Regions from separate parts of the Homo sapiens genome. Here all the other regions are linked to region 1. A link is a loop called in an ENCODE intact Hi-C map of the cell type or tissue named here. Cell type or tissue: transverse colon. All regions are shown on one strand. Region 1 overlaps MACROD1 (mono-ADP ribosylhydrolase 1). Region 2 overlaps MACROD1 (mono-ADP ribosylhydrolase 1). Region 3 overlaps MACROD1 (mono-ADP ribosylhydrolase 1).

Evidence for each region. Hi-C counts contacts between places; a loop is a spot of excess contacts. Peaks named below come from ENCODE experiments on the same cell type or tissue, not always from the same donor. Only the 100,000 strongest peaks of a DNase experiment are listed, where the experiment ranks them.
Region 2: a loop joins it to region 1, with 4 times the contacts of the local background. A loop is called at or near these places in 22 of 110 quality-filtered maps.
Region 3: a loop joins it to region 1, with 2.7 times the contacts of the local background. A loop is called at or near these places in 21 of 110 quality-filtered maps.

What each region holds. Positions count from the first base shown.
Region 1 is chr11:64,147,369-64,149,868 of GRCh38, forward strand. The region is part of intron 3 of MACROD1 (mono-ADP ribosylhydrolase 1); the gene reads right to left. Among named protein-coding and RNA genes, the nearest start is that of MACROD1, 17 kb to the right of the region's middle. In transverse colon, CTCF peaks have their summits at 1,463 (motif pointing left) and 1,675; DNase peaks (open chromatin) are centred at 1,022 and 1,428; H3K4me3 peaks cover 324 bases; H3K27ac peaks cover 1,193 bases.
Region 2 is chr11:64,036,289-64,038,788 of GRCh38, forward strand. The region is part of intron 3 of MACROD1 (mono-ADP ribosylhydrolase 1); the gene reads right to left. All of the region lies in intron 1 of FLRT1 (fibronectin leucine rich transmembrane protein 1), which reads left to right. Among named protein-coding and RNA genes, the nearest start is that of FLRT1, 1.6 kb to the left of the region's middle. RefSeq lists enhancers at 1-585, 586-1,487. In transverse colon, no CTCF peak of the experiment used is centred here; no DNase peak of the experiment used is centred here; H3K4me3 peaks cover 894 bases; H3K27ac peaks cover 1,107 bases; H3K27me3 peaks cover 2,371 bases.
Region 3 is chr11:64,095,995-64,098,494 of GRCh38, forward strand. All of the region lies in intron 3 of MACROD1 (mono-ADP ribosylhydrolase 1), which reads right to left. The region is part of intron 1 of FLRT1 (fibronectin leucine rich transmembrane protein 1); the gene reads left to right. Among named protein-coding and RNA genes, the nearest start is that of FLRT1, 61 kb to the left of the region's middle. In transverse colon, no CTCF peak of the experiment used is centred here; no DNase peak of the experiment used is centred here; H3K27ac peaks cover 2,500 bases.

The DNA of each region.
Region 1 (2,500 bases):
GCCTCAGAGTCTGATTTTCTTTCTTTCTTTTTTTTTTTTTGAGATGGAGTCTCACTCTGTTGCCCAGGCTGGAAGGCAGTAACACAATCATGGCTCACTGCAGCCTTGACCTCCCAGGTTCAAGCAATCCTCCTGCCTCAGCCTCCTGGGTTCAAGTGATTCTCCTACCTCAGCCTCCCAAGTAGCTGGGATTACAGGTGCATGCCATCACGCCTGGCTAATTTTTGTATTTTTAGTAGAGATGGGATTTCGCCATGTTGGCCAGGCTAGTCTCGAAACTCCTGACCTCAAGTGATCCGCCTGTCTCAGCCTCCCAAAGTTCTGGGATTACAGGTGTGAGCCATCGTACCTGGCCCAGAATCTGATGTTCTATTATATATATATATATATTTTAGATAGGGTCTCACTCTGTCACCCAGGCTGGAGTGCAGTGGCACAACCATGGCTCACTGCAGCCTCAACCTCCCAGGTTCAAGCAATCCTCCTGCCTCAGCCTCCTGAGTAGCTGGGATTATAGGCACACACCACCATGCCGTATTATTTTTTTTTTTGTAGAGATAGAGTCTCACTATGTTGGCCAGGCTGGTCTCAAACTCCCGAGCTCAAGTGATCCTCTCGTCTCGGCCTCCCACGGTGCTGGGATTACAGGAGTGAGCTACTACGTCCCGCCCAGGGTCCGATTCTCAATGGCCTGACGGAGGTCACAGGCAGATGCCTCTTCAGGGAGGGGAAAGAGTGAGGGGGGCGGGCAGGGGGACACCTGGCAACTGCCCTCTCCAAGGATCCCCAGGGCCCTGCTGAGTGGCAAGAGAGATGCCCACAGCCTGGCTGGAGACCCCTTCAACCCCACAGCTTTTCAGGATGGAGGAGGGTGGGGGGTTGGGAGCTCTCCCCGCCCCCTTTCCCTCACAGCCCTCTCCTAGCTCCCACTGCACCCTTCCCCTCCACATCCCTGCAGCTGGACCCAAGCCCAGGCAGCGACAGCCCCTCCCATATGGCAGCAGGAACAAAGAGAACTGTTCCCCACAACAAAATCCAGAAGCTCCGGCGGGCGGCCAGATCTCAAGCTCCCAGCCCAGTGTGACCCACGGCGTTCTCCATGGGCCACTGACGCCCGCGGGGCCAGCACTGCTCCTGGCTTCAAAAATATAAATTTAAAAATCCCCACCCCAAGATAATTGCTCTCTCCTCTGGCTTATTGTGGTGGCTCCGTGGTAGGCACTGAGAAGCAATTATTCACGGCTAATGATTATAATCAAGTCAAATAGAATTTAATGGACACGTATTCTCTTCCTGCTTGAAACTTTACATATGAATTAAGCACATATGGGTTTCACGAGGCACAGACGCAGATTTATGCAGCCCCGAAAAGCCCTGCCGTTGCCAACGACTTTTATTCCACTAATAAACAGGCTGATATATGGGCTCCTGGGAACTGCAATCTCTGCTGCCCCCTGGTGGGCACAGGGGCTGGGGTGGGAGCCAAGGCCACCCAGGACCCTGGAGGCCTGACCAGTGCCAAAGCCACTTTGAACGCTGGGGTTCCACAAAGCCCTGGACGGCTGAAAGGAGACTCGGGCTCTGTGTGGGAAGCCCGTGTTCAGACCCTGCCTCCGTCATTCCCTGGGATTCCAGGCGGGTACCGGGTCCTCCTGGCTGTGAGAGTCTAGAACAAAAAGATCCCAGGAGAACACACCAAGAGGTGTATGGGTAAACTGAGGCAAGCAGGGGGAGGTGAAAGCTGATCATTTGCAGGAGGTACCATGTCCCTCGGCACCGCTGGGACAGGGGTGATGCCCAGAACGGCGCTGATGACACCAGTTTCAGCACCAGTGCGAGGTGCTGAGCCCCGATTCCCGCCAGGTGCTGAGTGACCGTCATTTGCACGTCACGTGCATCAGCTCCGAGTGCCCCCAGTAACCTGACGGGTGGTTTCTTCACCACCCTCATTTTGCAGAGGAGGAAACAGAGGCCTAGGCAAGGACACAGAGAAGGGGAGTCCACAGAGAAACTCAGCCAGCACTGCCCCAGCCCTGGCCCTGGTGCAAATGGAGCTGGCACTAAACCGCTTCTGATGGAGCTGCTGCATCCAAAACCTGGCGACTCCCAAGGGCACTTAGGAAGCAGTGTTAATCACGCCCACAGCCCGGGTGCAGCCTCCGGAGCGCCCCCATTCCATCTGAACCCATCAACACCCCACCTTGGTCCCTGCACCCTTTCTCCTGGCCCATGTTGCAGCGAACCACCAACCCAAGGGGGACAGAGCTCACAAGATGCCTCATTTTCCCTCCGGCCACTTTGCAGCTCAGCAAGAAGGTACCGCTGCAGTACCTCTCACACGCTTGCCAGTGACTGGCAGGGCTGGAGTACCCACTGGCCTGCCTGACTGCCCCCTCAGCCACAGCCCCAAGGCTCTGCCCTTCTGCTCCAGGCCAGCCCCTCCTGGGCACAGGCAGCAAGAACGCCCTTCTCCCCTAGGCCGCTGTAATGTCTGCCAACC
Region 2 (2,500 bases), 110 kb before region 1:
CAGAGCGGCGGGAGATGGGACGCCCAGCCTTTGGGATTTGGGGTGGGGGTCCCTGAGTCAAGAGCCAAGCACCAGTAGCGGTGGCGCTGGCCCCGCCGCGGGGAGGCGCGGGGTGCGCGGCCGGCGGCTCAGCTCTCCCGAGCCGAGGCTGGAAAGGGCGGGGGCTCAGCTGGAGCTCTAGTCCAAGCCCTCGCTGCACCCCCCAGGGAGGGGGCCTGGCCCGTGGGGGGCGTCAGGCCGGTCATGTGGGTCCCAGCTCCCGCACTCGGGAACCGGAGGAGGGCGCGCGGCCAGGGACAGCCGGCCGGCCTGGGCGCCGCGCTCCCGTCCCCACCAGCCGCGTGAGTCACGGTTGGAGCGAGGTTTTATTTTTAAAACGACTTCAAGGGGGGCATGAGCAGCCTCCAACTTCCCTCCCTGTGCGCGCTGTGGACCGTCAGCCCTGAGCCGGGCGGGGGCTGGGGCCGTACACCTGGCGGCTGGAACGGTGAGACCATGGTGCCTGGGCGGGGGGCGGCGGGCACCCCCCATCCCCCAGCTCTCAAGACAAGGAGGCGGCCCGACCCGGCGGCGCACGCCCCTCCTCGCGGGCACTGGAGACCCCGGGGAGGAAGGCTGGGGAGTGTTGTCGCCCAGCTGCAGGGAACCGTGGTTGATCAGAGCTCCCCGAGGAGGAGAAAGTTGTGGAACAGGGACACCAGGGAGCTGCCACAGCCTTCCCGGTGGCCCCGGGAGGTCTTCGAGGCCCTCCAGGGTGGGCAGTTTTGAGAGAATACAGCCCAGCTGGGGTGTGCCAGGCCCCCGAGGCCCAAGCCAGAGCTCTGATGTGAATAAATACAGCCAAGGCTGGGGACGGAGGTGAGGGGTGACTGAGAACAGCCCTGCCTCACCGCGGCCCCTACGCCCTCGGGTTGGATGGAAACCAGCCCCTCCACATCCCCCTCCCCAGGTGGCTCAGGAGTTAGGAAGGAGGCTGTCTGTGGGGGGGACCCACGATGCCACTGTGGAGGGAGGTGGCTGAGGCACCCTGTCTCTGCCCGGCGGCCGCGGGGGAGGCAGCCGCCGCGCTCAGGGGCTCCAGATTCCAGTTTCTGGAGTTGAAAGCTACTGCATCTCTTCCGCCAGCCCCGGGAGGAGAGGCGCAGACATCACCTGTCAGCTGGTGCTGACTCCGTGGGCGACTGTTCAGGGCTTCCTCAGAAGGTTTAAAATGGAAATGGCCTGAGCTGACAGGGCCCGTGCCTGGGAGGGGACGCTGCCTAGCTGGGCCAGCAGTGAGGGGGCCCTGGTAGGTGTGAGGGGCAGGAAGAGCTGAGGGCTGTCACATATCTGGCTGAAGGGTCGGCCATGGGCACAGGGTGTGTGTGTGTGTGCGCACCCAGTCCCATGTTCTTTCCCAGACACAGAGACTGGATACTCTTCAGTAAAAAGCACCCTGACCCCAGCATGGAGGCTCCGTAGCCCACACCCCCAAGGCAGCTGTGGCCTGCTGGACTTCACCTAGACCTGGGTCTGTGCATCCGCACTCTACCATTTATTGGTCCCTCCACCTCCCTGTGCCTCAGTTTCCCTTGTTGGTAAAATGGGATTGATAGTGCCACCTCCTGAGCCTGAGCCAGGGTGCTGCTTTGTAAGTGCATTTGACGCATGTTGTTAGTGGTCCTGCTCCTGGACTGGAGGATTCTCAAGGGCTGAGGGTATCTGCAGGGACTTCAGAGGGTCGGGGGGTCGGATTTTCCCACCACCAGCCAGTGTGCTGTCACTGGACTTCATCCTCACGCTGGCCCTCAGTGGCAGCGCCCTGTGTCCCCTCCTCCCCATCTCCGAGGCCTCCCATGAAAGCCCCTGGGAGGTCCGCCCAGCTGTTTCTAAGGAGGTGATGGGGAGGGGGTGCTGCCATCCCACTGGTCACCCACTGCCAGAGGTGTACAGACTTAGCTCTGTAGAGATTCATGCCTGGTGGCTGAGCCTGTGTCGCATTCACTGGGTGACCCTGGGCCTGCAGCCTCCCCTCTGGGACCGGCTTCCTTGCCTGCGCAGGGGTTTACAGCAGTTGTCCCACAGAGAGGATGTCTGGGTGTTCTGCGTGTGGGTGCAGGGAAGGGCAGTGCACACATGAGCAGGTGGCATCTGTGCTTGCTTCGAAGTTAGCTGAGAGGACTAGGGCTCCAGGTGGCCTTGACCCTGCGGGTGTTGAGGGACGGAGAGGTGGGTGTAGAGCCCAGAGGCCAGCACGGGGGCAGCTGTCAAGTGGCTGCTCTGGTGCAGGGGGAGGATGAGGCCTCCAGGATCTAGCTGGGCACAGCCACCTCTGCCCAGTCATGGGGCTAGCAGCCCCCTCCCCAGCCAGCCAGACATCCCCAGAATCAGGGCTGGACATGGCCTGATCTCAGAGATGGGGCCTGTATGGGACTGTGTGGGTCTGGCTGTGCTGGCCCTTCTGCTCTAGAGTCTGGAAATGATATCAACCACCTAGTCATCCCTGTTGATTGTGTTCCTG
Region 3 (2,500 bases), 51 kb before region 1:
GAGCCTGCAGGATATGTCGCGCTGCAGCCAGCACAGTGCTGCTTCAAACTGCCACTTGAGAGCTCCAGCGTGGGGACAGCGTGGGGCCCACTTCACAGCCAGGCTGCCAGGAGACGCTGTGAGAGTGCCCAGACCCTGGAGGCCAGGAGGGGACCAGGGCTGCCCGCCGGCTCCACCACCTGCCTTGGCCAAGGGCCAGCCAAGAGCACTGTGACGGGCAGGCAGGGGGTCGAACAGCCACTGTTCTGCCGACAAAAGCAGGCCAATTTCCTGAAAGAAGAGGTTCCGGCCTTGGCTGGTGGCGCCAGGTTCATCACCCCGAGCTTCCTCTAGGCTGGACACGGTCCCTAATGGGCACGGGCGACGCATTACAGTGAGGTCTGCCAGGTAGAGCTGGCAGGCAAGTGGTCGTTCCTGTCCCCTCTTTTTTTTTTTTGAGACTGAGTCTCGCTGTGCTGCCCAGGATGATGAAGTGCAGTGGTATGATCTCGGCTCACTGCAACCTCCGCCTTCCGGGTTCAAGCAATTCTCTTGCCTCAGCCCACCGAGTAGCTGGGATTACAGGCGCCTGCCATCACGCCCAGCTAATTTTTTTATTTTTAGTAGACACGGGGGTATCAACATGTTGGCCAGGCTGGTCTCGAACTCCTGACCTCAAGTTATCCGCCTGCCTCAGCCTCCCAAAGTGCTGGGATTACAGGCATGAGCCACCGCACCCTACCCTCTCCCCCTTTTGTGCCTAGAGTTGCTCTGTGAAGGGGCAGGCTCTGGCCGCAGTGCCCCTCCCTGAGGGGAAGAGGGCAGGCCTGTGGGGGGCTGCCGTGTCCCCATACCCTCCAAGCACACTGCCAGCTGTGTCCCTTCGAGGGCCTCCCCCGGCAGAGCTGAGAGCCGATGCCTGTCCCTCCGTGAGCTGGGTGCGAGTGGCCCTTGCTGGTCCCCCGCTCACCCACTCTCTCAGCGTCTGGGCCCGGGAGTTCCTGCCTACCCTTGCTGGGAGGAGATTGCAAAGGCACAAGAGCACTCCAGGCGGATGAGAACTCTTCAGGCGCCTGCCTGCTCCTGTCTCCCTGCTGCCCGGGGATGGCGGTGCCCACTGGCAGCTGTTTCTAGGTCCCTGTTGCTCAGCTGCACTGTGAGGACGGCAGCTTCAGCTAGGGAACCCTCCCCCTCTGCAGCATCCTGAGCCTGGCAGAACTGGGCCTCCAGACCCCCCAGAAAGTACAGGGAGGGACTGCTGGGTCCAGTGGGGCAGGTAGGGAGGGGCAGGTGGCTACGGTCTGCGCCCAATTTGGGCTTCTCTGCCAACTCAGCACCAAGGGATGGGTGAACTCCCAGGCCACCTCTGGCCAGAGCTGCCCACATGTGAAGGGAAGGAAGGAAGAAAATAAAGAAGGGGAGATGTCCCGTGGCAAGAGAAGCTCCGTCCTGGGCGAGTGGGCCCCGCACCCCTGAAGTGCCCTGCTCTGGGCGCTGCCTGCTGAGTTTCTCTGATGGCCATCTTGAGGGTGGGCGCTGGCAAAGGCCCAGGCCCGCCGGCCGGGCGGCACAGACTCCTGAAGCCACCCACGGCCTGGCTCGCACACTCTCGCAAATACCCTGAAAGTCTGGGTTTTGTCAGGAGATGGTTTAATTAGCAGAGCGGAGGCTGGGAGGGTTCGCACCACACAAGCAGGCTCTCGCCTCCGCCTCTTCTCACCCTGCTACTCGGGTGCCATGCAGCGGTGCCAAGCCTGGGGGCCCGGAGCGAGTGGGCAGGGAATGGGGTGGGCCCATCTCACAGGGCAGAAGGCACAGCCTCCAGAGGCCTTCCTGCTCCTGCTCAGGCCTGGGGCTGCAGGCTGCAGATCAGGACCAGGCTTGGAGCCCATAGCAAGCCGGCTGTCCATGGCTCTCTTGGTGGTGCTCCTGGGAGCACTCAGCTGCCCTCCAGTGAGGAGAAGGAGGCGGGAACCCACTCAGCACCCAGGCCTGTCTTCAGGGAGTAAAACCTGGGGGCCTCCCAAGTTGGCCCCTTCCCTTCAACCCCTCACTGTATGAGGTCCCTACCCCATGTCCCTGTCCCTGTTCCTGAGGACATGGTCCCAGCTTTTCACTGGTCCTCTCCTGTGCACCTGGGCACCTTCCAGGTCTCCATGCAGCAGCGAGAACACTCTTTCTAAACTGCAAGTCTGGTCACGCTCCTCCATGCCTCGGCACCCTCACAGCCTCCCCCCTGCCCTTGTACAAAGACCAGGCCCCTCAGTGCAGCATTCAGAGCGCCCCTAAGGCCAGGCTCCGGGCCCTGCTTCAGCTCGGATCACGGCCCTCCACTCACTCAGAGCTCTGGGACACTGACCTCTCACTATACCAAGCCCTCCCACCTCCAGTCTTCACATAGGCTGTTCCCTCAGCCTGAAATGTTCTTCCCGTCCCACTCCCAACATGCTGAGCCCATTACTGGAGCGGTCCTAGCCCCCACACGGCAATGCTCTCCCTGCCCCCAGCCTTCTGTCTCCAG